Linked DNA regions of Homo sapiens: all the other regions are linked to region 6. A link is a contact called in ENCODE Hi-C or POLR2A ChIA-PET data. All regions are on one chromosome and are shown on one strand. Each heading gives the region's core, a stretch centred on a gene start or an enhancer-like site at or near the end of the contact. The rest is flanking DNA. Distances are from core to core; before and after follow the strand shown. Region 1 holds the start of THAP9 (THAP domain containing 9). Region 2 holds the start of ABRAXAS1 (abraxas 1, BRCA1 A complex subunit). Region 3 holds the start of HNRNPDL (heterogeneous nuclear ribonucleoprotein D like). Region 4 holds the start of HELQ (helicase, POLQ like). Region 5 holds the start of HNRNPD-DT (HNRNPD divergent transcript). Region 6 holds the start of CCNI (cyclin I). Region 7 holds the start of LIN54 (lin-54 DREAM MuvB core complex component).

Region 1 (3,923 bases), core at 1,424-3,923, 5.8 Mb after region 6:
CCTGAAAAGAGATATTTTCTTTTAAAATTTTTTGTGCAATAGTCAATGCCTTTGCAAATAACACTATCTTTAATACAGCTTACATATCCTCATTTAAGTATTCAATAATCACAACGGTTCATTATGTGAACAGCAGTGAAAAGGTTTAATCACTGGATATGAAGTTACTAGAAGAAGCAATGATATAACCAAATGATCAGATTGAGAACTTCCATGTCAACAGTAAAATAATCACAACAACAAAAAAAGTATAGATAAGTTATAAACAAATGTAAAGATACAAAAATACAACTAAGAAAAAAAAATTCCATCTATAAAGGATTACTTATTTCCTATGCAGAAGTAAATATCTAGAGCAGTGACCCCTTGCGGCTATTGCCTTCATTTAAGTAAATCTGTTCTGATAAAAGCAGTTTTCAGAAATTCATCTGAAATTAACAATTAAAGGAATGTTGTCAGAATAATGTAGGAAGCACACTATTTCATCTTTAGGAAAGGCAAATAGTTGCAATCCAATTAAACAGGAAAGAAAACAGCCCTCATTTCAGATGATGAACTGGCAGCAGTACTTTCAACTCTACCTTAAGAAAATGGCAAGTGAATGCCTGTATCTGCAAACTTTTGAGTCCTTAAGAAAAGGCAAACACCACGATGAGACAGCCACTTCACATGCACAAAAATGTGGAGAAACTGGCAGCCTCATCCACTGCTGGTGGGAATGTAAAATGGTGCAGCCACTAGGGAAAATAATCTGGCACTTCCTCAAGAAGCTAAACACAGTTATCTTATGACTCACCAATTCCACTCTTAGGTGTGTAATCAGGAAAATGAAAACATTTGTCCACACAAAAACTTGTACACAAATGTTCATAATAGTAAAAAAAAAAATTGGAAAACCCAAATGTCCACCAACTGTTGAACGGATAAACAAAATCTGCTACATCCATAAAATGGAGTACGATTCAGCAATAAAAAATAAAGTACTGATACGTGCTATAAGATGGATGAACTCTGAAAACATTCCAAGTGAAAGAAGCCAGTCACAAAGACCATATATTAGTTCATAATTCCACTTACATGAAGTGTACAGAGCAGGCAGAGGCACACGGAAACTAAATTAGTGTTTGCTGAGCGGGGTGGGGGAATATTTGGAGGTGCTGCTAGTAAGAATGAGGTTTCTTTCTGGAGTGATGAAAATGTTCTAATATTGATTGTGACTGTTCCACAATTCTGTGCATATACTAAAACCCACTGAATTGTACACTTTAAACCAATTAGTTGTGTGGTATGAGAATTATATCTGAGTAAAACTGTTACAAAAATATAAGGCAACTAATTTTTTCCTTAAAGATAGCTAAAAACAATGTTATTTTTATTCAGCCTCACTCGGGTCTTAATTGGTTGAGCAGGAAAAGGCTCTAACAGCCCAACCAACTTACAGTATTTAAATCCAGTTCTTACTCTCTGCACACACCTTACAGCCAAAAAGTATTTGCCCTGCACATCCCCCAGGGACCAATTTTTCCAAAGTTCCTTGACCATCTATCCTTAGGCCATGTGACTTTTAAGGAACCATAACCAAAAGCTATTAATTCCATTCAGAGAAGATACAAGCATATTATAATGGAAAACTGGTGTGAATAAGTAATACCTTAATATGTATCTTCGGCTGTAATCTGGACAAAGTAAACACAAAGGGGAAAAAGAAGCAATCTTGTTAGGCCTGGATATTTGGAATTATTTTTGTGTGCTATACAAAGAAACGGAAAAGTTGCAAACCCTTCTCTGTTTTCTGTATGCTAAGGATCTCCTTCTCAGAGACAAAAACCCACTGGCCCGTTTCCTTCTCTAAGCAAATTGAAATCTCTTCCTCAAACATAAGAGCTTATAACTAAGACATTGTTCTAAGCTCTATCTCCTGAAAGCTATTCATAATGCCTCATTCCCAACCAAAACCACTTAATTGCCCCTTGTCCCCTGCCCCTATTACTACTGAGGAGCCCCAAGAACCTTACCTTATTTCCTTCATTGTGGCAAAGTGTTTCAGAAAAGGGTTCCTTGAATTAAAAGTCGGCGTATCCTATTTGACTCCTGCTCCTCCGGTATCACATACCTACAGCCAACCATGCCAAGAGCTTCCCCATTATCTCCGCATCGGAGAGCTACAAGATAAAGCGCAAGAACACGACACGCATCTCAGTAAATCATATATTTTTGGCCCGACTCTGTCTTCAACACACCTAAGGCACCGTGTTTTATCCCTCTTCCATACCCTTTCCTCCCGATATCCTCCAGTTTCAGAGACCGCACCCGGAGACCCATTGGCAGGTTCCTGGATTCGCCTCAATTTTGGTCCTGCCTCTCTGCTTCGCATTTTCAGGCTTGGCCTCACAAGAAGGACGATGGCGCCAGATTGTGCCAGAATGGGTGAAAACAGAAGGAAAATAAACCGGTTGCAGCAAAACCCACTATTCCGCCTCCAACGCGGAGGGAGGAGCGGTCAAATGCACGTCTTCAGGCTCAGGCCCTTCCGATTGGCTGCTGGGACACAACGTGGCCTGTCATTGGCTACGGCACCGGCGCAGGGCCTTCGGAGAGGAAGTGTGGAAGTCCCGCGCCTCTAAAGCCCGCCTTTCGTGACAAATAAAGGTCGTAGCCGCAGAGTCAACGGGCGGAGCTAAAGTGGTCGTGATTCATGCTGTCGCGGGAACCCCGAAGGTGGGGCCCCACGTAACAAGAAGATGACCCGAAGTTGCTCCGCAGTGGGCTGCAGCACCCGTGACACCGTGCTCAGCCGGGAGCGCGGCCTCTCCTTCCACCAGTGCGTATGGGAGCAGCCTCGAAGCCTTCGAACTCCCTGCGGGGCCCGGCGGGCCGTGGCGTGGCGTGGGGCGGGGCCGGGCCGCACTGTGGGTCGCGCCGCGTGTGTGACGCGACGTGACGTGCGCAGCGTCGGGGCGTGGGAGCGGAATTGGGGCACTGTGAGAATTGAGATTCTCTCTCTTCCCGCCCAGTGTTTACCTCTGAATAGCCGGTTCTCGCACCGCCTACCGCTTTAAGGAGAGTTACGCGAAAGGAGTCCTCCATTAATTGGATGGTCTTATTATTTGAAGTGAGGAGGCCGAAAGGGAAGGCAGTTTAGGACAACGGTTGAAGTGTGTGTGTGGCGTCTTCCTGAGCACGAGTACAGATCAGTTTTCTCCTGTACTGCCTGACATTGCAAGTTCTTAAGTGCTGTTAGCCGAGCTGTGCAAGGCCGGTCCGATTCTGGCTGGATTTGATCATGGCAGGGAAGTTTCATTTGGCTCGACAGTGGGGAAGAATTTCAGATCAGTCTTATCTGAACTCATATCCATGGTTCAGACTGGTATAGGTCATTCAGTATTCAGGGTACACTAGCAAGTAGAAAAGTGGGTAAAATAGATCCTCACAGACAAAAGGAGCAGATTTATGGAAAGATCAAAAAGAACTTTATGGTTGGAAAGGGGGGGTAGGAAGAGGGTAGTTAGGAATGGCATGGGAAAATGTAAAGGATAGAAAGTGCAAATATAGAGGAGTGGAAAAGTACCTGAGAAACCATTTTAAAAATGTAAATGCCAGGTTAAGGAGTTTAGAGTATGTATGGTAGGCTATGTATAAAATTCATTGATTTTTTTTTTTTTTTGTTTTCTATTTTTTAAATAGGGCTGATTCCTCCACCTAAATTGTTAGCAGTGTGAACCAACTCATTGTGTATGTGAGACCATAATTGATTTGGGATTTTTCTTGTGATAGAGGTAGTTTTAAACTAGGGAGACATGAATTCCAATTTTAATTGAGTATTTACTGATGTCTGTACTTGGCTCTGGGTCTTGGTTTCTTCTTCTGTAAGAGGAATAAAAACCTGCCTTGTAGAATTTTGTAAAACTAAAACGTAAGACTTT
Region 2 (3,967 bases), core at 344-2,843, 6.4 Mb after region 6:
TCCTGGGCTCAAATGATCCTCCTGCCTCCGCGTCCCAAAGTGCTGTGATTACAGAAATATTTTATATTCTTTATAATTAATAATGCTTTTTTCCCCTAAAAGTAAAAAAGGATTATTTCCATAATGTGAGTCTTTACTGGAATCACGCGGGGGGATATCCAGAATCTAGTGTTCTTGATTTTGATACTCAAAAGACGAACTCAGGGAAGGGAAGCAGGGGGGCAATGCAAGTGCAACTAGCCAGAAAAACCACCCTTTAAAGACTTCAGGAAAAAGATCTGAGAAACAGGGGCCTCCCTAGCACTCAGGTACTTCCCAAGGGCTAATCGTTTAAGCTACCGAGGATTTACGGTCCCACTCTATCTACACTACAGGTATTCCAAAATAATTTCCACAGCTACACATATATTTTAAATGGTCATATATTTGTTCTTTATTAGGTATTACTTTGTAAGGTTATCTGAAATTGTATACATAAAACATACCAATTCCAACCTTTATTAGGATTGTGCCAAAGAGCAATTTTGTAATGTTTAGATTTTGTAGAGACCGGGTCTCACTACGTTGTCCCCGATGGTCTCGAACTCGTGGGCTCAGGTGATTCACCCGCCTCGGCTTCCCAAAGGGCTGGAATTACAGGCGTGAGCCACCGCGCCCGACCTATATTAAGGCAATTTTGAGTAAAATAGACGTTATATCTTAAAATGAACTTAGCAGAAATTACTAGGCATTGTTCAGCAGGGTATTCTCCGAACTGTACCACACAGCAGGGAAGTGTATTTCAGATGCTTAGACTTTCTTTCTGCAAGTTACTGAAAGTGCTACAGGACATTAACTACTTCCGAGCTCAACGTTTTACAGCGTTTCTTTAATTTCATAGAACTTTTAGAAAATAGGCAACGTACTTTTAAAAACTGTTTTAACAAATTTAATAACGCAAATAAAAAGATATCTGATATACCAGATTAAGCTGTTCCATCCACTAAGATTTGCCACTGGACGCAACATCTATTTTTATTCCCTTACCATCCTACCATCGCAACAAACACGCACAGACGCTGCTCTGCATGAAAAAGTCCGCCTGGTTTTGCAAACGCCTGTCGGGCGTCGCGAGAAACGGAAAGTTTACCGCAGGCTCCGCAGAGCAGCGGAAAGACGCTCCGTGAACTTTCCATCTTTTCACGCCCAAGTTTCCACAGCTACAGGGGCGCCGAGGAAAGATGGGAGCGTGTGGGACACTTGGGTCGGAAAAGGGAAATAACGGAGGATAGCAGAGGGAGGGCTAATGCTGGAGAAGACTTCGTGGGCACGAGGCACCTCAGGGACCGCTGAGGGGGAGAGAAGGCAGAGCCGCGACCGCAGGGAGGAGGCGCGGCGGCGTCGGGGGAGCGGGCGGGGACCGGAGCAACAGCGGGGAGGCAGGCCGCGCGCAGGGCTCTTCCCAGGCGACGCCGGACCCCGCCCCGTCCCTCGGCTCACCGTGTCCGAGTCCGTGTTGAGGTGCTGGAAAGCGAGTGCGCCGAGCACAAAGCCCGAGAGCACCGCCGACGTACTCTCCCCCTCCATGCTACCGCCGCCTCAGGCTACACAAGAGGACGAGGGCGGGGCGCGCGGAGGCAAGACCCTGTGGTGGCAGCGAGGCGGGGCCCAGCGAGGAGGCGGGGCCTGCGCCGGCGCACGGGCTGCTGCGCGCTCCGCAGAGGGGCGGGGCGAGGGGGCTGAGGGCGGGCGCGGGCGGGTCCCCAGCCGCGCGCTCGGCTCCTCCTTCGCTTCTGCTGCCGGCCTCTCCCGGAAGGCCGCTGCATGTCGGTACCACTGCAGAGGGCTGCGAATTGCTTTTGGTGGCCTGCGCCTGCTGAGCGACCTGTCACAAACATGCAAAGCTATCAAAATGAACACGGTTGACAGGGTCATTTTAAGACAAGCAATGATTACAAGAATAAAAGAGTTGAGTAGCAACATTACGATGCCACAGTGGATATGCCACGGTTTTGGTTTTCAAGCTGCATTTTAGCACCCTTCACTCACTGAAACTTACAGAATACTAATAACCATTTGGGGATTGTCTTTGCTAGAACTCTCTAGCCATGTTCTGTGTCTGTGTGTTTGTGTGTGTGCATGTGTGTGTTCCCTTGCTTTTAGAAAACTTCAGCCTAATTTAAACAATACATGGATATTTAATGTTCTGACAGTTTAATGATAGGCATAATCATAGTAAGCTGGTTCATTTAATGTAAATGGTAAGGTGAGTGGACCAGGGCTTGGCAAATGTATTTTACACACACACACACACACACACACACGTAAAGGTATGTTTCTTAAATGACTGAAAGTAAGCATAATAGCAGACTACTGAATTAGTGTGGCACATTTGTGGGTTTTGTTGTCAAGCAGTTGTCTGTGGCTGCGTAACACACAATACATATGTATATAATTAATGATTATATATTTATTCCCTAGAATTAAGTTTCTTGCCTTCATTTTGTAGGGGTGAAGGGAAAGCTCTGCCCTCTGAAGGTTCACTGGAGTGAACTAACAAAAGAAAAGATGAACAGAAGGAAAAGGGATACGAATTTATTTTATTTTTTATTTTTTTGAGACTGAGTCTCGCTTGGTCACCCAGGCCAGAGTGCAGTGGCACCATCTCAGCTCACTGCAGCCTCCACTTCCCGGGTTCAAGCGATTCTTCTGCCTCAGCCTCCTGAGTAGCTGGGATTACAGGCACGTGCCACCAAGCCCGGCTTATTTATTTATTTTTTTTGTATTTTTATTAGAGACAAGGTTTCACCATGTTGGCCAGGCTGGTTTCGAACTCCTGACCTCGGGTGATCTGCCCCCTTCGGCCTCCCAAAGTGCTGGGATTACAGGCGCTCCCGACTGGCATACAAATTTATTAATGTGCCCTGGAGAAAATCACAGTAGAGTGATTACCCAATAATCCAATGAGGTTCAGATGCTTATGTACACTTTTTCATAAGGGAGAGGGAGATGGAGGAATGTAAGTAATTTTGAGGATCACAATTGATTCTTTGGATGAGCTTGAGGGATTGCTTGCAAAGAATTCTTTGTGGAAGTTGGATGAGCCCAAACAGCAGTCAATAACTTAGTACAAAGTTCCTCTGGGCTCTAGATTTGATGTTTGACTTTCAGTCTTCTTTCCACAGTCAGTAGATAATGAAATTTCAATGAAGGGGTGGAAGACAATTGTCGTAGGGTTGATAAAGAGTGGACAGTCGTGCAGGAGTATGATTACACAAAGGGAGTATGATGTAATGGTAACAAACTGGGGGAACTTAGAATGGGCTGTTTGTTCAGGTTCTTCTCTGTGTCCTGGTGTCTTCAGAGGTAAGGATATTCCTTTTCTCTATGTAAAGGGAGGGTACCTCTCAAATGATGGTCTTATGACCTACTTCAGGGAAGGACACCGGGTTTTATGGCCTGCCTCAAGGGAGATGGCCAGAGTATTCTTTCTATGGTTTATGGCCTGCTTCAGGGCAAAAGGAGTGAGGGGAAGGTGCAAATGACCTCTTTGCTCTGCTATTTTCTCAAATGCTCAGGTGCTATATTTTGGAGTAGTGTGTCCTGAACCACATCACTAGTTTTACTTCCTGCAACCCAGAGCAGCACAGTAGCTGAACCAAATACTCCTTCGGAAGCCAAAAAAGCTTGGGTATGAGTGGAGATAAGGAGAAATAGTAGATGAGAGTAAAGGAATAAATAAACGGGTTATATAATGAGGGAAATCCAATATTCATTAAGACCTCCAAAGAAACTCAAAGCAAGGGATGATATTGTCTCTTATCTTAATTATATCAGATGCCTGAAATAATGAAGATATATATTGCTAAGAACTCTGCTTTTGAAACCTGAAAAGATCAAATGGAAGCCTGAGTGGCCACACCCTGGGAGGCATTTTCTTTTCTTTTTCTTTTTTTTTTTTTTTTGAGACGGAGTCTCGCTCTGTCTC
Region 3 (3,824 bases), core at 383-2,882, 5.4 Mb after region 6:
TTTTGTGAATCTGGGTACCAGTCGCCTGCTTGTGCCCCAACTCAGTCCTCTAAAACTCTTCCCAGGAAAACCGCGCCGAGTGGTAACAGAGACACAATGAAGAGGCGGCGGCAGCTGCAGCGTGCAGCGCTGGGAGGCCGGCCCCTCCCCCCCGGGTCCCACGCGGCGCCTGCGCGCTCGGGACACAGACGCCGCCGCCCTCCTCCTCCAACCCCTCCGCCCTTCCCCCACTCTTCCCGGGTCTCTCCAGTCACCCCCTCGATCTCTTACTTTCCTCTTCCCTCCAATCTAGTGGGGCCCAGAAGGCACGCGGGGAATCGACTCTGAGAAAGAATGGGGGCAGCGCGCGGCTCACGAGGAACGAAGGGCGCGTGCGGCGCGCTGGGGGAGGGGGAGCGGGGGAAGAAGCGTGCGGTACCCGTCATCCTGCTGATTCTTGCTCGCGTTGATCTTGGATCCCTCTGCGAATTCCTCTATATTGCTGTACTCGTTCATATCCTCCATAGTGACGGAGCTGTCGGCAGGGGGGTGCTGGCGCGCAGTCCGGGTCGCGGCAGCAGCGGCGGCGGAGCGTTGTATGGAGCTGGATTTAAAATGGCGGCGGAAGAGATCCGGGCGCCGCCTGCGCCCTCCCTTTATAGCCGCCCCGCCCGCCAATCGGGAGGGCTGCTGGGCGGTGACGTGGCGCTGGGCCCGGCGCGCCCCCTGCCGGGCGGAGCTGGGAGCGAGCGAAGGGAGGAGCGGGGCTAGCTGCCGCGGCGGCCGCGGCCGCCAATGGGAGAGGCTGCGGGAGGCTAAAGTAGCGGGAGCGGAGGGGAACAATGGCGGCGGCACATGGGAAAGCCTGGGCGGGACCTCCATCGCGGCCCTCCCGGCAAGGAGAGAGGCCACGCGTGAGGGGACGCGGGCTTGGGAGAAGAGAAGAATCAGAAGAGAAAAACGAAGGGGCGTAAATTCCTGGGGTCAGCAGTCCCGAGCAGAGCCGACGCAGGGCCACAGTCCCTCTTGCCTTGGGAGCCTTTGTCTCTGGCGTCCGGTCCAGCCCACTCCTACCAAAAAGCCGTCAACCCCGCCTTTTTCTGCCCTCGGTTCGCCAGTGCGGAGCCGCTGCGGCGGCCGCTGCTACCGACTAGCACCGCGGCCAGTCTGCTCCGGAAAAAGGCGGACTGCGCCCGGCGCTGGCGACTGAGGCGGCGAGCGCGCTCGCCCGCCGCGCGCACGCGTGTTTTGTCCTCGAGCTGGCAGGAACCAGCCGAACAGGAAGCGGGCGCGCGACGGCTCCTCCGGGCAGCGCAGCGCGGGCGCCTCTTCCACTGTGACCACGGGCGCGCGGGCCAAGGGGGCGCGGCGGGGCCTCCCGGGCTGATCGGCCGAAGCCCGGGCCCCGCGCGGCCTCTGGCGGGCTGACGCCGGGAGGAGGGGCGGGGGCTGGCCAGATGACTGTATCTATGCAAAGGCGGAGGCGGTGGGCGGGGAGGGGGCTGGATTCAGTAGAGGGCAAGGGGCACTCACATCCCCGGCGCGCCACTCGCGGGGCTCCTTTCTGCACGTGCCCCGGGCCTCTCCCGCTCGCTCAACCTGTCTGCGGAGGGCGCGCTCTCGCGCACCCTGCTCCCGCGTTCGCTTCTTTGTTCCCGCCCACGCGAGGCCCATTTTGACGGATCCAGTTCGAGGCCTGACGGCGGCCAATCGGCGCTGGCGCCTTCACCCTCCCCGCCCCGCCGAACCCGTCAAGGGCCGCCCCTTTTCCTGCCCACGTGGTCTCGGGCTCCTGCCCCGTCCTGCTCACGAGTTCAGGGCTCCTGGGCGGCCGCCTTTTCCAGTTCCAGGTGTGCAGAAGTGTCCTCTCCCCACGCGCGGCGGGCTGCACTTGGTCGCTGGCTCCGAGATCGCGCGGGGCCGCCGGAAGCCCAAGACGGTACCGGGGGCCGCAGCCGCAGCCGGCGCCGCCCTCCGCCCTCCCCAACAGCAGGCCGAGTCCCGTAGCATCCGGTAGGGAAATGGTCGTGCTTTCGGTCCCCGCCGAAGTCACCGTGATCCTGTTAGATATCGAAGGTACCACAACCCCGATTGCTTTCGTGAAGGTGAGGGGCGGAAGGGAGCGGGGATGTTACTTTTCCTTAAAAACAGTTATTATTTTTTCTAAGTATTTCAGGCCTTGCATTGGAGACGAGGGTTAGGAGAGGCGGTGTGGCTGCCTCTTGTGTGGAATGGGGAGGAAGGAGAGAAAGCCTGCGGTGGGTTGCGGGGATGCTTTTCCTCGCGACACTAGCTTCTCCCTCCCCCGCCCTTGCGCTTGGTTGGATCCAGATGGGTGGGAAGGGATGGAAGTTGACGCTAAAAATCACCGAAGGGCAGGTAAGCCGGGGCGGGGTGTGACGGTGCGGGCCTCGCCACCCGGCAGGTGTGCACCCGGTCGCTTCCGCAGGTGAGCGCAGCCTTTCTGCTCCGTCGGGCCTGGTGTGGCAGCGGCAGCGATTTAATGGTCCTTAAAGCTTCCGATCTCAAAATGGAAAGACTGAAGTGTCAAGATGACTTTTCAGGTGGCCCTGGTGTCGGGCAATCAAGGTTCCTCTTCGCCCCTTCCCACTCTTGCTGTTAGTGGCCAAACTGCACAGTGTATTATTTTACTCTGTTAGGCGCTGTGGTCCATAGCGCTGATTTTTTGAGCTATAGGACACGTCTAGATTCCGTTCACTTTCCTCAGAAAACCACAGAAGCTTGAAGCTCTTATCCAGAGCATTCCTTCTAGGATGTCACTGTGAACCAGCACTTGTCTGCACCTCAGCTTGCAACTTAGCGGATTCCTTCTTTATTCTTTGTCTGTTAGAATAAGCAAATATGAAATGTTACTTTAATTTTTGAAAGAATTCCTCGGGCCTTGTCTTTTTATTTGGCTCCCTGAGGTTTAAGAATTCATTGCAGATACAAGTACTTCTTAGAGGTGCTTGCATGCACAATAATAGTCGAGATATACAAAGTATATTACCAAGTAGGAAAAATCCATCTTCCAAGAAACTGAGCAGCTTGGGTTTTAAATTCTATTTTAGTTTCCATTTTTAAAAAAAATTATCTGTGAATAAGGCTTTTTTTTTTTTTTCTTTGAGAGTCTCACTCTGTTCCCAGGCTGGAGTGGAGTGGAGTGGTGCAATCACAGCTCACTGCAGCCTCTACCTCCTTGGGCTTAAGGCATCCTCCTGCCCCAGCCTCTCGAGTAGTTGGGACTGAAGGGAGAGCCACCATGCCTGGCTAATTTTTGTATTTTTTGTAGAGACGGGGTTTCGCCATATTGCCCAGGCTAGTCTGGAATTCTTGGCCTCCCAAAGTGCTGAGATTACAGGCATGAGCCAAGGCGCCTGGCCTGAATGAGTTTCTTGATGTAGGTTATAATATAAAATCCATGTACACTTTTAGGACACCAAACATAACAACCTTTAAAATTCTTTTAGAAGAATCACAGTACCTTGACATCTTAGCATAGGTTCAGAAGAAATCGAGTTTAGCATTTTCTCCACGGTTTTTGTTTTTGTTTTGAGGCGGAGTCTCGCTCTGTTGCCCAGGCTGGAGTGCAGTGGTGTGAGCTCAGCTCACTGCAACCTCTGCCTCCCAGCTTCAAGCGATTCTTCTGTCGCAGCCTCTCCAGTAGCTGGGATTACAGACATGTGCCACCACACCCAGCTAATTTTTATATTTTTAGTAGAAGAGGGTTTCACCAGGCTGGTCTCAAACTCCTGACCTCAAGTGATTCACCCACCTCAGCCTCCCAAAGTGCTGGAATTACAGGCGTGAACCATGGCACCCGGCCTCTTCCCCACGTTTTGTTT
Region 4 (3,969 bases), core at 857-3,356, 6.4 Mb after region 6:
TCTCTGTGTGCTTATCAGTTTGTAATTCAGTAAGGTTGCCTATGGTAGTAATGCTGAGTTTGTTTTTGATACTTTCCGAGCAAAGATTTTCAGTGGCAAAGTCTGTAGCATGTTTCTTATGTTCAGGGAGTTGCATATATTTTTGTTCCAGGTCGTCAACTTGAGCTATAAAGGAGTTTTCAGTAAAGCTATCATAGTCACCAAACATGTCCACTTCACTGTCATTAGGCTGCAAAGAGAACAAAAACGCTTATGGTCAATTCCAGTTTCATTAAGAATAAAAGCTTCACCAGCCTGGCCAACATGGTCAAACCCCGTGTCTACAGAAAATACAAAAATTAGCCGGGCATAGTGGCATGCTCCTGTAATCCCAGCTACTCGGAGGCTCAGGCAGGAGAATTGCTTGAACCTGGGAAGCGCAGGTTGCGGTAAGCCCAGATCGCGCCATTGCACTCCAACCTGGGCAACAGAGTGGGACTCTGTCTCAAAAAAACCAAAACAAACAAACAAACAAAACCCCCAAAAAACACTTCAGCCTAGGGCTGTACCAAGTATATAATTATATGGTCACATATGGATCACAGACCTATATGTAAATAGATATCTTACAGCTGAAGAAATGGAGGCCCAAAGAGGTTAAATTACTTGCCTAAACAGCAGGTTCAGGAGTGTTACGATGATACTGAGATTCTAATTTTTGAGACAGGGTCTGGCTCTGTCACCCAGGCTGGAGCACAGTGGCTCCAGCCACTGCACGATCACAGCTCACTGCAGTCTTGACATCCTGGGCTCAAGCGATCCTCCTGCCTCAGCCTCCCAAGTAGCTAGGACTACAGGTGCAGGCCACCACACCCGGCTAATTAAGAAAAAAAAATTTTTTTTTTTTTTTGTAGAGACTGGGTCTCTGTTGCCTAGGCTGGTTTTGAACGCGAACTTCTGGGCTTAAGTGATCCTCCCATCTCTGCCTCCTAAAGCACTGGGATTATAGGCATGAGCCACTGCACACGGCCAGATTGTAATTCTTAAAGCTGTACTAAAACAGCAGGAAGACTGGTAGACGTCTACTGAAATGTCAGCGCATTCGAAGTTTCTGATAACTGCAGCGCTTCCCTCCCAGACTACAATCTACAGTGACTGGCCTCTAACAGAAACATGGTTGTACCACTAGACACTCCAAGGAGTTCCTAGGAATTTGGAATTGAGACTGAGAAACTGAATACTGACTTGGAGTGGTCTGCTACACAGAAGACACACAAACCTGGAGGCAGCAATATAGTAAAGTGATTAAGACAACAGGATTTGGAGCAAGAACTGTACTATCTCAACTTTTCAGGGCCTGATTACTGTCGTAAAATCTAGATAATATAACTAGCTTAACATAACGGGTCTTCAATAAACAGCAGATTTTATTTGTACAGTAGGAGCTGCAGTTATCTGGAAGCCTAGATTTGTGTCTCAGTCATGCCACTTAACTGCTGCGTGCACAACTTTTATGTCTCGGGGTTTACATTTCATATTTATATAGAAATGTAAATAACAAGGCAATCAATACCTCCTAAGTGCCGATTAACAGTGGTAACGAAGACGAGAGAAGTAAACGAAGGCGATAAAACTGGTCAACTCTTTGCATCTGGGAAGGATGCCAAAAGTTTGCAGTTTCAAGTTCCAAGTCCTCCGTACCTGGTCTCCCACCCCTCTGTCAGTGGGCATGTGACGTAGGAGGTCCGGGTTTGTATCACCACCTCCAAGGACGAGACATTCCGGGGAATCTGAGAGTAGAAGGGGCTGTACCTCAACCGGCAGTACGCCCGCGGTTTTCCGCCTCCTGTTCTCAGCCACCATTTCCTCCTCCTCTTTCCCCTCATCTCCGGGCACGAGCTCGGCCGCGGTGGGAGCGCCAAAAATACACCCCAAGCTTGGACGGTTCCTTTTGGGGAGAGACACCCGCCGGCGGATGCGGGAACCACATTCATCCATGGCAAGGACCCAGGGCCCTATTCAGACGTCGTTCTCAGTGACCCAGACGCTAAGCCCATATGGAAGGGAGAGTGGGACGCCGGAGCCCGCTTCTACATCCACCTTGGGAAAAGACCCCAAGTTAGCTCTCAGGGCTCGCGGACCGGAAGCACGCATAAACTTCTACCCTGTCCAATCATAAGCCTCACGTGACCTGCCGCGTAGGGAGGGCACGAACAGAAAGGTGCTGCGCATGCGTATTGAAAAACCTCACCTACTCTCGCGGGTCCTCAGCGTTCTCCTGCGGAACCTTTGAACGGGGTACTCGAGCCCACAGGGGAAGAGCAGCGGAAGGGGCCTTTCGGAACGATTTGGAACGAAAGGAAGTGGAAGAAACGCGGAACCATGGCCGCTGTGGTTGCTGTTTGCGGTGGTCTAGGGAGGAAGAAGTTGACACACTTGGTAACGGCTGCTGTCAGCCTTACACATCCCGGGACTCACACGGGTAAAGTCTCCATATCCTATGCTCCATTGTAGCGCTGCAGGCATTAACCTTAGTCCTAATGGTTAGAGTCGTCCCTGTTAGCAAAACGACTCTGGTTTCTAGGCGATTAAGTTTCTCCAAGATGGGTGGGAATCTGTAATTGCCTTTGACTGTTTTAGTGTCGTCTAATCCACTCCTTTAAAGTATTTAAACGTATGAGGAAGTTGGAGTGGTTCTTAAAAAGCAGAGACTTTCCTAAGATCTCTGGATAATCTTAGTGAGGAAGGGACATTTCCAGAGTCGCCCAGCAGCAAATTCCAGATGTCTAAGGTCCCCAAACAGAACAAAATTGCATAATTTTTGCAATTTTATCTTCTCTGTGCTTCTCTATAAATTCTTTCTGGGACGGGTCTGTTACTTTCTTTTTGGTATGACAGTGCCTTTCTGTTGCTTCTCCTATAAGAATTTGCATTAAGAATTTTCTCTAACCATGGAATGAAGGGAAAATAAATGTCAGAAAGAGCAGGTATGGGCGGGAAAATATGTTCTTTTCCCCCTAAGCCCTGGAAAGCACACCCATGTTGAGTCTTACTCTGTCCCAAATATAAAAGTTTTTAACCATTCTGAATATAATACAAAACCTTTCTTTAATATCGTGTCCCTTAATTCATCCTGTCTCCATAAAAACAAAAATCTTTAGCTATTCAGCTAAGAAAAAGAAATGGTTAATTGCTGTTTCTGTTTAATCGCAGTGCTTTGGAGAAGAGGTTGTTCACAACAGGTATCCAGCAATGAGGACCTGGTAAGAATTTTTTTTTCTATTAGTAAGGCCTTTGCAAATATGACCAAAATGTTTTTCTTTTTAAAACGAGATCTGGTATTAGACTCTAACATCTTTTATTTTAGCTACTTGAATAGAGTTCTGCCGTAGGACAAAACAATTTGATAATTACTCTGAGTTCAGAAATGATGATGAATTGATTGTAGTCATGTAGTCAGCTGAGTTTTGAAGTAGGGGAATTCCTAGATTAGAAGCAAAGCTGCTATAATACCATATTTTTCTTCCTAGATCTTAAATTTAAGGATATGTGATTTGGGAATTGTTTTTTTTTTTTTTACATAGCCCTTTGTAAGCAAATGATATGGGAATTTTAAAAGGTAGTTTGGGTGAGCAGAATTTTAGATAACTGAAAAGAGACTGTACAAAGCTTAGCTATAGGTTGGCTATAGTATTAACATGGACTTTCTGAAAGCACAGGTTCTTGCTACATGCAAAGGTATTTTGACACTAATTAGACCATACAAAGCACTTGGCACAGAGCTGAAGAGTAGTTACGTGAGCTGAATGTAAATTGGAAAGTTTGAGGAATTGGAAAAAACAAAAGAACTTGTCTAGTTTCTCTGAGCATCTGTCTTGGTAATCTAATCCATGCACCATACTTTAAGAAAGTAAAGGGACATTATTTCTTTTTTAGTTCATAAATCCCACTTTGTCTCTAATCAAAGTTATGGACCCTCTCCACAGAAAA
Region 5 (4,058 bases), core at 1,402-3,901, 5.3 Mb after region 6:
GCTTCCCTTCCCACCACCACTCCCCCAAAACCAGCACTATCATCAAACAGCCTGACAAGAATCTGCCTAGGCTGGGCTTAATAAACCCTATATTCCAAAGTGCTTCTCCCCTCCCAACTTTCCCTCCAAATCCTGGGCTCTTTCTCAGTAAAGGAAATCGTGTTTTCTAATACTAGATTAAAGCGACATCTTGTTATATCCACCAACACCTTTCTCTTTACAGTTAAAAAAAAATTCAGACACACACACACCCCTCCCCATTACAAAAAGGAATGGAAGCGTGAACCCACGATCATCGGTCAGTAATCGGAGCTAAGAAAACTCAACCAAGAAACCTGATTTAGTCCCTCCTGCTAACTCCCGTATTATGTTCCCAATCCCAAATGCTGCATTTTAATACACTAAATGCAGATTTAGGTAGTATATACAACTGTTATTTCAATTGGAGGAAGCAAGTTAATACTAAGAAATTTGCACCAAAAAGAAAAAAAAAGTATCCCATAGCACAATACAGGATTTGTTTCTCTTAAGAGGACTACAGGCCTCCCTTAGTGGGCGGGAAACAGATATCAAGACACCAAAATAGGATCCTGGGCACCGGGAAAAAAAGGGGGCTGGGGGTTGTAAAAAATTAGGTTGCACATAAAAAGTAAGGTACAATCTGTACTAACAGTTGGGGAACCCAATAGCTGAGGGCGCGAAAAGGGTGCGCGGTTAGAATAACTCAGTGGGGTGGGGGAAGGGTAGATGCTAGGCCGGAGATAGGAACAGCTCCAGTCAAGTGCAGGCCCGATCGACTAAGAACTTAACCAGAGCCCGCGGAGCAAAACCAATGTACCAACAAGAAACTCGGAGCATTTCACCAGACCCAATTTGGTCTGCATGTCAAAATGTAGGGCCTGTATGAGTATGCCATTGTGCGATAGCGTATGGTGGAGAAAATGAGTAAATCCTTAGGCGAAACTTATTCAAAATCCCAAGAAAACAGTCGGCCTAAGGCCGACAAGGGAGAGGCAGAGGTGGACAGCCTACGCGTTCCCCAAAACATGTGCTTATAAACAATCGCATCGTTTCAGGATGGTGGAGAAGCACCAAATAAACCTTAGTAATACAAACAGAGAAGCTGTTTGTGTCTGTGTTTTTATGCCCAAGACTGTAGAAAAAGGGAAAAAGAGGGGACAGCATGGAAAGAAAAAAGGTACCCCACGACAGGCGGGAAAAAATCCTGGCGGCTAAGTCGGTGGGAGGAGACCCATGGCGAGGGAGGAAAGGAGGGCGGGCCGAGGAGCAGCATGGTGACGGCTAAAGGTGGAAACGTGTGTGATGGGGGAGGGGGGCGATAAGCAGGCAAAGGAAGAAGGAAATGAAGGTCCGGGGAACCCAACATAGAAAAAGGGAGACCAGTGCAAGGAGGCTGCATGGGGGCCCGGAGAACGGGCTGAGAGCGGGAACCAGGCCTAATGGCGGGGGAATAAAGAGGGGGAGGGGGACTAGTTGGGCCTGACTATCCTGGGATGCCCCTTACTCACCCTTCATCCTCCTCGTTCTTACTGGCGTCAATCTTCGCCCCCTCCGACTCGGCGCTGCCCCCTTCGGTGCCTCCAGACGCGGTTCCGCCCCCGGTCCCGGCTCCGCTTCCCGCCGCCGCCGCTGCCCCCTGTGTCGCCGCCACCATGGCTCCCTCCTGCTCGCCCGCCGAGCCGCCTACCGCCGCCGTTGCCGCTGCCGCCGCCCCGTCCCCGCCGAACTGCTCCTCCGACATAGTGCTAGTGTCTCCGCCGCTGCCGCCGAGACTACACCCGCCGCTGCCGCGAACCGAAACTAGCAGCAAAGTAATCCCCGCCGCTGCCGCGCGCCCGCTCTACCTCGCGAAGCACACAAGACAGGGAAGGCGCGCGCGTGGCTGCAAAGGCTCCTGCGCCTCTCCCTGGCCTGCCCCCTTCGCCTCCCACTCTCGCGCGGCGCACACTCCCGCTCTCTCCCGCTGCACTAAAAAAGAATAAGCACCAGCGGCGGCCGCTCTCGCCTCCTCCTCGCTTTAATGGCGCCGCCGCGGACCACCTAAAATGGCCGACGGAAGAACGGCGCGTCCCGGTCACGTGACGCGAGAGCGCGCCCTTCGCGCGTCCCCCCACCCCTATCCCCCTAGTTTTTTTTTTTTCCCTTTCCTCCTCGGTCCCGCCCTCTCGCTACCCTTTATACCTTCCTCTCACGCTCCGCGTTGCACAGCCTTGGGGGCCTTTAAAAGGAACCGGAAGTGTCGTGAGCTAAGACAGTCGCGCGGGGACCATCGAGAACAAGGAGTGCTGTTTCGAAGTAGCGGCTAGAGGGGCCCCCTGCCTCCGCCCCCGCCCTTCCGAGGATTCCTGGAGTCCACTCACCCCTCCCCACCACTCCAGTAGCGGCGGGAGCAGCAGCGTTAGGCCGGGGTGTGGCTGCACCTCTGCGAAGGCTGTCGTGCCCCGTGCAGCTGCGGCGTTCGGGTGGGGGAGGGGAGGCTCACACCCTGCGGCGGCTTAAGCCTGGATTTACGCACTGGAGGAGGGAATTAGCCCTGAGATGTCAGCCCTGTGCCCCTGGCGCTGTCCACCCGGACGCCCGCGGAGCGCCAGGCGCCGCAGCGGACCGCGCGCGCACTGATTGCCGCAGCTACTCTCCCTGCCGTCGCCGCCCGGGACCGGGTGACATTGAGGTTTTCGTCTATCGCCGCTGGGCCGATAGGGCTTCTTTTTAAGATTTGGCTTTCCAAGTAAGATTTTTGTTTGCCTGCTTTTCTCCTGGAATTTTTTTGTTTTTGGTCGAAGAAGCAGGTAACTTGCATATCTTAAGGAAAACATTGTTTTTGCTTTGCTTTTGTTGTTTAAAGATCCTAAAACGTACCGTGATTCCTTTACGTTACTAATAATTGGAAAGTGTGTTAAATCAAGGGTTCGCTTAATGTTCTTTAGCCTTTGTACATAGAATATATAAATGTCGTGAGTCATCTTTACGAGGTTTATGAGTTTGTGTTCGGGTTTGGCTTTTTTGTTGTGTGTGCGTGGTTTTTTTTTTTCTTTTCTTGTAACACCGTTAGGCGTTTCATTAAGGTGTATAAAAAGTAATTTTATACACCTATTAAAAATTCCCGCTGCCTCGGCTGGAGACTGGATTATTCGGGCTTTGGGATTTGCTGCTTCCAGCAGTATCCTTAGAAGAAAATGAAGCTTCTAGGTACTTCTGTAGTCAACAAATAATTATTTGCCTGTTTAATTAAAGTGTTCGGGCACGGGGGAAACAAAGACGAGTTTGCAGACTCCAGCAAAAATCTTAAGAGTTTAAGTATTTGGGCCGGGCGCGGTGGCTCACGCCTGTAATCCCAGCACTTTGGGAGGCCGAGGCGGGCGGATCACGAGGTCAGGAGTTCGAGACAAGCCTGACCAACATGGTGAAACCCCCGTGTCTACTAAAAATACAAAAATTAGCCGGGCGTGGTGGCCGGTACCTGTAATCTCAGGTACTCAGGAGGCTGAGGCAGGAGAATCGCTTGAACCCGGGAGGTGGAGATTGCAGGGAGTCGAGATCATGCCACTTGCACTCCAGCCTGGGCGACAGAGCGAGACTCCGTCTCAAAAAAAAAAAAAAAAAAAAAGTTTAGGTATTTTCCACTGCAGTTAAACGAATTTGTATTAATTGGACACTATCCAAAAATCTCAAAGGAAGATTATAAGTAAGTTTTATTAATCAAGTTAGTAGAATTTACATTACAGAATAATTAAAACTCAAGAATACAGGTCAAATTCTGAAAACGTCCTAAAAATATAATCTTACCAAACTCCCGTAATAATCAAGTCACATAAAGGTAATACCAAGAATGTTTACCGTAAAGTGGTAGTGACTCCACATTTGTCTCCACCTGCCAGAATATTAGCAAAGGATAAAGTGGATATGGTGCTCAAACCATATATTCCGGGTTAGATACAACTAAGATGATTGACTGAAGGGAAGTCTGTTTAATCTTTTCTGGCTCAAGTGACGGTAATTGTCATTTATTTTGATCTTAAGATATCATTAGACATACC
Region 6 (3,835 bases), core at 1-2,500:
AAAACATAAACATTTTAGTTCAAACCCCTTCAGAGTCTGAATCCATCCTACCTCCCGAAACACCTTCCACTGTTTTGATACCCAATTGTCAACTTCTGCCAAAAGGATCTGTAACGGAGCCCCCTAGCTCCAGCGGAGGCTCCTCTGTCCTCCTTTCAAATTCCAGTTATTTAATCTAGCCTTTAGAGCACAACTCAAATCTCACCTCCCCCGGATTCCCCCCACCCACCCGCCCCAAGCCCTGGGTAACGTTGCCCTCCCCCGAATTTCACAGCACCGGAGGTTCACCCCATTCATTTGGCATTCAGTCTGCCGTGCAAAGTTAGTAATCCTCCTGGTGTCCCCGGAGAATCGTTCAACCTGAGGGTGGGGGTGTGTCCCCTTCTTTGTGTATTAACACGGGCTCGTAGAGCCTCCAACACGCACTATAGAGTAGCTAATTTGCCGCTGCCACAAAAAAAAGTTACTCGCTGACAGAAAAACTGGCCCGAAAAGGAACACAGTAGTGCCGTTTTCAAGTGGGCAGGTGACGGGTCTGTCTGGGCCGGAGAGGACGAAGAGGGCGGCCCCGAGGTTCCCCGGGCTGGGGGATGCGGGAGGGTGGGTCTCCGGCGAGCAGCGCGCGGCCAAGGGCGCTGCCACGGGGGCGGCGCGGGGGGAGCAGCGGGGCCCCAGCGCGTCGACGCCGGCCGCGGAGACGCGTCGAGCCCCCGCCCCCGCCCCCGCCCCTCACCTTCTCCTCCTCTTCCTCCTCCTCCTCCTCCCCGGCAGAGCTGTAGGCCTCACAGTGGTGACGCGGGGTCATCCGGGGGCCCGTTACCACCTCATTCTCATAGGCGCGCGGAGGCGGTGCGCGCGGGACGACTCGGCCAACTGAGGAGGGAGAAAGGGGAAGCGGATCGGGGGGCGCGGGCGCGGGCGCTGGCGCTCGAGCGGGACGCACGGCTGCGGCCGCTGGGTCGGTCAGCGAATTAGTTCCATGATGACCCCCGGCCTGAGGCCGCCGCCGCTCGAGCCCGGGTTGGGAGGGGGCTCCCTCTCGCCATAGGGCGGCGGGGGCCGGGGAGAGGCGGGGGGTGAGACCGGCTCTGCCCCTGCCCGGGGAAAGCGCCTCCGAGGGGAAATGGTGAAAGGGGGGGAGGGGAGAAAAGAAAAGAAAAAAAAAAAAAGAAAGGGGAAAGGGGGGAAAAATAAGAAAAAGCGAGACAGAGGCGCTGCCGCGTCCGCTCGCGGGGAAGGCTGGGGAGGGAGGGGAAGAGAGGGGAAGGGAGGAAGAAGTGCCGGCTTCCTCGGCTCCGCCCTCGCGGACCGATTCCTAGACTCGCCCACTCCTTGTAAACTACGCGGACTTGGTCTTTCACCCTTCCTGTTCCTCCCCGCCGCCTTCCCGGTCCAACGAAAGTACAGAGAAGTGCGGCCGAAAGGAGACGGGCTGGGGAAGTCGTTGGCACTAGGATGGAAGGAGGGAGGACGTTTTCTCGTGGCTAAGAAAAGCCGAAGGTCCGTGGACTCATTTTCCTTGAAGGAGCGGAAGGGTTGCTTGCAGACCGCACGGTGACGTCAGCGTCTCTGGGCCCCCACTGAGGGGGCGTGCGGTGGCCGGAGAGTGCGCTGCGCATGCGCCTGGGGAAGAAAGAAGCGGCCGAGCGCTGCGCTTGGGGGAGGGGATTTCACGATCCGCTCCTGTGGTCCAGCTTTACAGCAGCTTGGTTTTATCTAGCCCTACTCGTCCCCAGGCTCTTAGAAGGATTCACTGGGAAGGGGCTACTGATCTCTTGGGTGGAGATCTTGCAGATTTGTTGACCTAGCAAAGTATTACGTGTTCTTACCGTTGACATGTAAATAGAATTGCGGTTTTTCTCACTGCCACATTGTGTGGGTGGAGGGAGATTCTAAAGGGTTTTAGGAATCGGAAAATTAGGGAGAATCAAATCATGGGTGCTTAAGGCCTCAGTGAAACACTGTAAATTATACTGCTGACGGCGAGGAACCTGCTTGGCAATGTGGCAAGGGGATTTTATCCACTCAACCAACACGTCTGAGTATTTCCGAATAGGTTTTATTACCAGGTGCTTAAAGAATGTGTGGTGACATAAATGGGTTTTATTTGGGGTTCTGTTAGTACAAACGGTAACTTTTTGCTATTTTGATTGTTTTAATTATTTAAAAATATGTAGTATTACAGAGTTTTGAAAGAGGAAGAGCTAGATCTCAACCATTTATAGAAGTCTCGTTTGTTTTTTCCATTTGTTTTTTATATAGTTATTTTAACTGTCAGTGAAAAAATATGTGTTGAGTTTATTTAGTGGCCAGACTCAGCAAACTGGAAGTAGCCAAGACAGACATAGCTCCTGCCTTCATGGAGTTTACAGTCCAAACAGAGGATAACCATTGAGCTAATTATCACTATGTAAAATTACCAAGTACATTTACTTGTTTACTTGTGCATGTATCCCCTCCCTAGAATATAAGGTCGCAGGCGGCAGGGATCTTGCATGTTTCACCCTCTATCCCTGTGTATAAAAGGCTCTCAATATTTGACCAAGTAAACAATTCTGGTATTAAAACCGTTAAGATGGAAAATCGCCGGCTGCTGTGGAAACGCTTGCCTTTCCGCCTGGTTTGGGATATCAGAGAAGGTTTTTCTGAAGAAGTGACATTTAAGATGAGACTTGAAACCACTGGGCAAAGAATGATACAAGCAGAGGAAGTTATGTGAAAAGGCTCCGAAGCTGAGACGTTCTAAAAATCTCTGAAAGCTAGTGTGGCTGGCCCTCAGACAACTGAGGCAGGATGTGGAAGCAGAGGACAGATGCCATAGAACAGAAGAAGGAATGGGAAGCCCTAGGAGGATTTCAAGTGGGTTGTATCCTTTTTTTTTCTTTTTTTCACTTCATGTAGCCTATTATTATATGGTCTTCATTCAAAAAAGCCACCATTTTTCTGCATGTTACTCTTGAGACTGTAGCATTTCTGCATAATACTATTGAGAGTGTAACATAATTCCATTGTTAGACCATGAAATTGCTTCTGATTTTCACTCCAATAAGAATAATGCAAATTCCACTCCTAAATATATACCCAAGAGAAAGGAAAATATTTGTCCATGCAAAAACTTTTTTACAAACGTTAGCATTATTCATAATAGCCAAAGATGAAACAACCTAAATGTTCATCAGCTGGCGCCTGTATAAATCAAATGTGATACATCTATGTACAATCAAATTTTTATTTTTAAGAGATGGGGTCTGGCTCCGTGGCGCAGATGGGGGTGCCATGAGACTTCCTATGTTGTCCAGGCTGGTCTCAAACTCCTGGCCTCTAGCAATTCTCCCTCCTTAGCCTGAAAGTGATGGGATTACAGGCATGAGCCGTCACACCGACCTATACAATGGAATCTTATTGGGCCATAAAAAGAAAATACTAATACATGCTATAACATGCATAACCTTTGAAAGCAGTATGCTAAATGAAAGAAGCCAGTCACAAAAGACCACATATTATATGATTCCACTTACGTGAATGTCCAGAATAGGCAAATATATAGAGACAGAAAGTAAGGAAGTGGTTGCTTAGGGCTAGGGGCAGGCATGGGATTAGGGGATGATAGTTAAATGATATGGGGGTTTCTTTCTTTTTTTCTTTTCTTTTTTTCTTTTTTTTTTTTTTGGAAACAGGGCCTTGCTCTGTCCCCCAGGCTGCAGGCTGGAGTGCAATGGTGTGAACATGACTCACTGTAGCCTTGACCTCCAGGATCAAGCAATCCTCCTGCCTCAGCCTCCTGTGTAGCTGGAACCACAGGCGCATGCCTCCATGCCCAACTGATTTTTTGAAG
Region 7 (4,110 bases), core at 496-2,995, 5.9 Mb after region 6:
TCGTCATCATTAAACCTTCTGAGTACCTCTAAGGTATTTCTCCTAAAAATTTTTTTGGGTCTCTTATTCTTCTAGTAAGTGAAAGCCAGACCTACAAACTATACACACCTATTCACACAAAATATTTCCCCTCTAAGTAAACTACAAAATTTGTGATATATGACACACTATGGCACAGTGTGTTACATATACTCTTTGTAGACAATTTGAATAAGGAAATAATATCACATATACTCTCTGTAGACAATTTGAATACGGAAATTTAGGGCTAATCATAAACATTACCCATGGGCATTCCTCAATACTAATCCTTCTGTTCATTATACACTCAATGTCATTGACCCAAAAAAGCTGGGGGAAAAGCATAGGGTCCAAATTAATGTATAAAAATTTTTTTGCCCAGCCTAAAAATTTGATTCACATGTAACTTTTCTGTAACACTAGTGTTGTGTGCAAGGAGACAGACTCCTTACGGATCTTTCAGCATAACCTAAAACTTAACATGGGTCTTCAGATAACCTAATAAAACAGTGGCTGTTATAGTCAATCAATCCAGCTCTCTAAACAAAGGGCTAGGCTAATCACTCCAGCATTTAGTGATTTAGAAATAACAGAGGTCTCAATTTATTTTTCCCAACTTAATGTACTCACAACAAATGCTTGCATCACCCCATCGCAACTCTCCTTCTTAACAATGAAGGTAAAACTCAGGACCAAAAGAGAGCTCCTAGAGCTGTATTTCATTTGCATTATAAAATCTACAGCAAAATTTTTCATAACTTTACTCTCTGAATTCATGAACTAGGTTGGCGGGGGCAGGAGGGTGAGTATAGAGAAGAACTTCCCTGAAAAGCATGAGTATAAAATATAACTGAGAGTATCTCAATTGTTATATGCCAAATGGCAGGGGCAAAGAGGTTAGTTACTCTAAGGATAACAGAGCATTAAAAATTTTTTTTCTAATTCTTACAAAACTGGTCCCTATTCTATAAAATGTGAACATCCACAACCCAACAAGTTACAGACTAGGATCTAAGACACAGATCTTAAATGCAGATAAAATGCCAATGCTCTGCCTCCCTAAAGAAACGTACAACCCCAAGAACTGCTGAACACCATCAAAGCAACACCCGCCAGAGTGGCTGTTTTAAACATTATATCAGGAAATCATGATAAGTGCTAGCGGTTCCTCTAGGCCTCAGCAGCAGCCTTAGGTATAAGAGCAAACTGGAGCCCTCTTAACACTCAAAGAATAATGTTGATGTCATGACGAGGCTACTGATTCTTCGCACTCCGGACAAGTCATTCCTTGATCCACCGCGCAATTCTTTCCCCACCCACCCCCATCCCCCCAAATAAAGAGATCTCCGGACAGAGAAGCCCTCGGGTACCCCATCCTCCTCTACCTCCAGCGGCTGCCGCTTTCTCCTCCCTCGGGCTCCGAGGTAGGGGCTCCAGAAGGTCCTGGGCAATCCCGAGCCCCGGCGGGGCTTGTTTTGCCCGTGCACGATAGCTCTGGCCAGCAGCTTCCTTTCCCAGTTTGTCCAAACTGGAGCGCTCCAGGGTACCCGGGGACCGAGAAGGGAGCCGGGGTGGCGACGTCGCCGTCGCCGCCGCCTCTGGTATGTCAGGGGCCGGGATTGTATTTCGAAAGATCCGCCATTTTCACCTCGTCATCACCATCACAGCTCAGCAGCTTCCCCGACAGCCGGAGCCCGGGCCGCCGCCGCCGCCGCCACCACCAGTAACCTCCCCCTTCCTCCTCCTCCCCTCCCCGCCCGCCCCACCCGGGAGGCGCACACCCACATATCCGGGGAAGCCTCCCGCCGCCCCGCCAACCTTCAAACGCACAAGGGCCGTGCAAGTGCACACGGGCTACGCCGAGACCTTTCACCCCCGGGCGGAGCACGGGCCCCCGCAGGGACGCCAAAGGAAGTCGCGCCACCTGCGGGGTCCCAAGTCCGGCATATTTTTGTTTGCAAGACCAAAAGCCATGCGGAGGGTGGCATAAGGACAATAAAGAACCCAAACTCTTTCATTTTCAGAGCAGCAACTTGAGAGAGATGGTGGAATGCGTTTCATTCACTGTGGCTATCTCAGGCACTAAAAACACTGTGAAAGACCTTTAATGTCATTCACCAACTTTGACATTTTACCCCACCCGCAGAACTACTTTGACAGGATGAGCTATTTCCATATGCATGTTCGACCTTTGACACCTTTGTCAATTACAGGCAGCAATCCTCATGCAGATGAAGTGGTCAAAATATCTAATTTAAAAAAATAAAGTTCTGAGCTATCTTCCTCTCCAACTTAATTTATCTGGTCATTTCTGTCCATGAACACTGCGACTTCCAATCTGTCATCGGTTTAAGACGTCAAAGCGCAACTAGATTTGAAATGATTGAACTAATTGTAGAAACATTCATGAATGATCGATTTCTAAAATATTGAAAATATAACTCTTAGCTAAAATTATTTGCCAAATGTTTTTTTAGGATCTAAGTCATCAAATTAAAAAAAAACCATCTGCTGCTGATATATTTGTTCTGTACAGTAAAAATAAACAGCTTGCTTCAGAACAAGATCCTAGAGCTACCTACTAGGTAGGTAAGAGTTACCAGCTCTTGTCATCAGTCAGTTGAATAAGTAACCAAAAGAGAACAGAGGTAATTCTTAATCATTTAAAAAATAACAAAACATAAGCTGCAAGGCTTCTGAAGAGATCAGCATTAAAAAAAAAAAAAAAGGAAACTGGCTGCCTTTGTCAATTTTAGAAAGAGTTAACCATCCAAAAGCTGAATTCTGTATCATTCAACCACAACATAAGCTCTGGGCAAACTGAATTTCAAGGCTGCGAACAGGGCCACTCTACTGTCTAAGTTAGTGTAGGAAGAGTAAGGTTGAAGTTGAAGTTGAAAAAGTCATTTCATTTCCCTACCTTGTTTCAATGGCAACTCCATATAAAAGTCGGTAGATTCAGCCTTCAACAAGGGCTGTCCACCACCCACCCCAATTGCTGTTTTTATATGCAGACTACCAGATGCTGAGAGTATAAAGTGTTCTCAATTACTTCATCTTTAAACTTCATTTCCCCACTGACGGCCCCGTCCATCCGCACTCTGCTTGGTTGTTTACCGTTGCTGGCCAAGCTAAGTCCCGGCCCGCTCCCTTCCCCCGTGCACCTCGGGAACATTATGACATTTGGCTGGTGGGCTTCGCGAGGAAAACGGACACGCACGAACAAGAGCCTGTACAAAGGGGCATAGGAAGAACGCGGCGGCGGGCAGTAGGGAGAGGAGGGACTGGCACAAAATGACACAGCAGCAAAACCGGTTCCCAGAAACCTGGGGCCGCCACGGGTGGCTTGTTGGGTCGCGCAGTGTGCGTGTCAACAGCCGCAGGAGCCCTTACTCCAGACCGCCGGGCAGGCGGCTGGCCGAGCGCTGGCCCTGCCGGGTGACAGCCACCCTCTCGGGAGCCGACGGGAAGAGACCGAGCCCCAAGGATCCTTCGCCCCCCGCAACCCAGCTTCAGGGAAGGGGCGCGGCGGACCCCGCTGGCGGGTTCCCGCTCCCCGCCAAGGCCCACCGGCCCGGGCTCCCGGAGGGAGCGGTCCAGCGCTCTCCGCCCGCGCAGGCACTCGCAGCGGGGGCCGGTTCCCCCTTCCCGCCAGCCCGCCCAGGAGCCCCCATCCCGGGGGCTGACACTCACCAAAGCCGGCGGCGCCGCCGCCTCCTGGTCGCGCGGCGCTCCCTGGGCTCCCAGCAGCAGCGGCGGCGGCGGCGCCTCCGAGACACAGACCAGGGTTTGTTCAAAATCACGCGCCCAGCCCCATTCCACCGCCGCATCCCATAATACGCTGGGCCCTCCCCGCCCGCGCGCCCCTCTCTGCCCGCCCCTGCGCTCCGCACCCCGCCCCACGGCCGGCTTCCTTCGCTCCGCCTCTTCCGCGGCGCCTCGTCCCTCCCCTTGGCAACCCAAGCCCGCGTCATTCCGCCGGGCTCCGCCAGGGCGCTCCAGTTCCACGTGACGCCGAGTGGCGCCCGGTCAAAGCGATCGCACGGAATGTTCCATCGGACTGAAGCTGATGGGGGGAGGACCCGCATC

What was found. A loop is a pair of places that touch in the nucleus more often than their neighbours do. ChIA-PET counts read pairs that join two places held with the same protein, here RNA polymerase II (POLR2A). Pooled maps may share reads with other maps.
Region 1: a map of transverse colon shows a loop between it and region 6 (12-fold over the local background). The contact joins the promoter of THAP9 here to the promoter of CCNI in region 6. A Hi-C loop is called at or near these places in 5 of 168 maps with a recorded cell type or tissue (B cell, CD8-positive, alpha-beta T cell, naive thymus-derived CD4-positive, alpha-beta T cell and 1 more) and 15 of 50 pooled maps.
Region 2: a map of CD8-positive, alpha-beta T cell shows a loop between it and region 6 (8-fold over the local background). The contact joins the promoter of ABRAXAS1 here to the promoter of CCNI in region 6. A Hi-C loop is called at or near these places in 3 of 168 maps with a recorded cell type or tissue (CD8-positive, alpha-beta T cell and naive thymus-derived CD4-positive, alpha-beta T cell) and 5 of 50 pooled maps.
Region 3: a loop to region 6 is called in a map of CD8-positive, alpha-beta T cell, with 7 times the contacts of the local background. The contact joins the promoter of HNRNPDL here to the promoter of CCNI in region 6. A Hi-C loop is called at or near these places in 3 of 168 maps with a recorded cell type or tissue (CD8-positive, alpha-beta T cell and naive thymus-derived CD4-positive, alpha-beta T cell), 1 of 37 single-sample maps with no recorded cell type and 12 of 50 pooled maps. POLR2A ChIA-PET finds 5 or more read pairs at or near these places in 1 of 52 experiments (IMR-90).
Region 4: a pooled map shows a loop between it and region 6 (11-fold over the local background). The contact joins the promoter of HELQ here to the promoter of CCNI in region 6. A Hi-C loop is called at or near these places in 8 of 50 pooled maps.
Region 5: a map of naive thymus-derived CD4-positive, alpha-beta T cell shows a loop between it and region 6 (5-fold over the local background). The contact joins the promoter of HNRNPD-DT here to the promoter of CCNI in region 6. A Hi-C loop is called at or near these places in 1 of 168 maps with a recorded cell type or tissue (naive thymus-derived CD4-positive, alpha-beta T cell), 4 of 37 single-sample maps with no recorded cell type and 12 of 50 pooled maps. POLR2A ChIA-PET finds 5 or more read pairs at or near these places in 2 of 52 experiments (CD4-positive, alpha-beta T cell and T-cell).
Region 7: a map of CD4-positive, alpha-beta memory T cell shows a loop between it and region 6 (37-fold over the local background). The contact joins the promoter of LIN54 here to the promoter of CCNI in region 6. A Hi-C loop is called at or near these places in 2 of 168 maps with a recorded cell type or tissue (CD4-positive, alpha-beta memory T cell and naive thymus-derived CD4-positive, alpha-beta T cell) and 8 of 50 pooled maps. POLR2A ChIA-PET finds 5 or more read pairs at or near these places in 1 of 52 experiments (WTC11).

The regions. Positions count from the first base shown.
Region 1 is chr4:82,898,062-82,901,984 of GRCh38, forward strand. It overlaps THAP9 (THAP domain containing 9), which reads left to right and starts at 2,674. Exons shown (of 5, transcript NM_024672.6): 1 at 2,674-2,821. The coding sequence starts at 2,742. THAP9-AS1 (THAP9 antisense RNA 1) reads right to left here and starts at 2,855. Exons shown (of 4, transcript NR_034077.1): 1 at 2,273-2,855; 2 at 2,016-2,162. SNORD144 (small nucleolar RNA, C/D box 144) reads right to left here and starts at 164; the gene lies at 79-164. It also overlaps a transcript of SEC31A not described here. RefSeq lists enhancers at 2,119-2,638, 2,254-2,373, 2,639-3,158 and a silencer at 2,684-3,033.
Region 2 is chr4:83,483,507-83,487,473 of GRCh38, forward strand. ABRAXAS1 (abraxas 1, BRCA1 A complex subunit) reads right to left here and starts at 1,594. Exons shown (of 9, transcript NM_139076.3): 1 at 1,480-1,594. The coding sequence starts at 1,566. RefSeq lists a silencer at 1,320-1,809.
Region 3 is chr4:82,428,830-82,432,653 of GRCh38, forward strand. HNRNPDL (heterogeneous nuclear ribonucleoprotein D like) reads right to left here and starts at 1,633. Exons shown (of 8, transcript NM_031372.4): 1 at 419-1,633. The coding sequence starts at 861. ENOPH1 (enolase-phosphatase 1) reads left to right here and starts at 1,761. Exons shown (of 6, transcript NM_021204.5): 1 at 1,761-2,084. The coding sequence starts at 2,001. RefSeq lists silencers at 82-251, 562-801, 1,172-1,571, 1,692-2,011 and enhancers at 297-1,092, 472-531, 852-941, 1,093-1,888, 2,252-2,351.
Region 4 is chr4:83,453,717-83,457,685 of GRCh38, forward strand. It overlaps HELQ (helicase, POLQ like), which reads right to left and starts at 2,107. Exons shown (of 18, transcript NM_133636.5): 1 at 1,681-2,107; 2 at 1-229. The coding sequence starts at 1,977. It overlaps MRPS18C (mitochondrial ribosomal protein S18C), which reads left to right and starts at 2,342. Exons shown (of 6, transcript NM_016067.4): 1 at 2,342-2,461; 2 at 3,193-3,242. The coding sequence starts at 2,362. RefSeq lists enhancers at 1,355-2,185, 1,614-1,663, 2,004-2,113, 2,100-2,394.
Region 5 is chr4:82,371,917-82,375,974 of GRCh38, forward strand. HNRNPD-DT (HNRNPD divergent transcript) reads left to right here and starts at 2,652. Exons shown (of 2, transcript NR_183813.1): 1 at 2,652-2,749. HNRNPD (heterogeneous nuclear ribonucleoprotein D) reads right to left here and starts at 2,075. Exons shown (of 9, transcript NM_031370.3): 1 at 1,530-2,075. The coding sequence starts at 1,762. RefSeq lists enhancers at 624-673, 2,034-2,203 and a silencer at 1,574-1,673.
Region 6 is chr4:77,074,739-77,078,573 of GRCh38, forward strand. CCNI (cyclin I) reads right to left here and starts at 1,251. Exons shown (of 7, transcript NM_006835.3): 1 at 734-1,251. RefSeq lists silencers at 579-728, 789-1,138 and enhancers at 1,319-1,548, 1,447-2,417.
Region 7 is chr4:83,009,078-83,013,187 of GRCh38, forward strand. LIN54 (lin-54 DREAM MuvB core complex component) reads right to left here and starts at 1,746. Exons shown (of 13, transcript NM_194282.4): 1 at 1,407-1,746. RefSeq lists enhancers at 1,586-1,685, 3,567-4,110, 4,060-4,110 and silencers at 1,756-1,835, 3,560-3,889.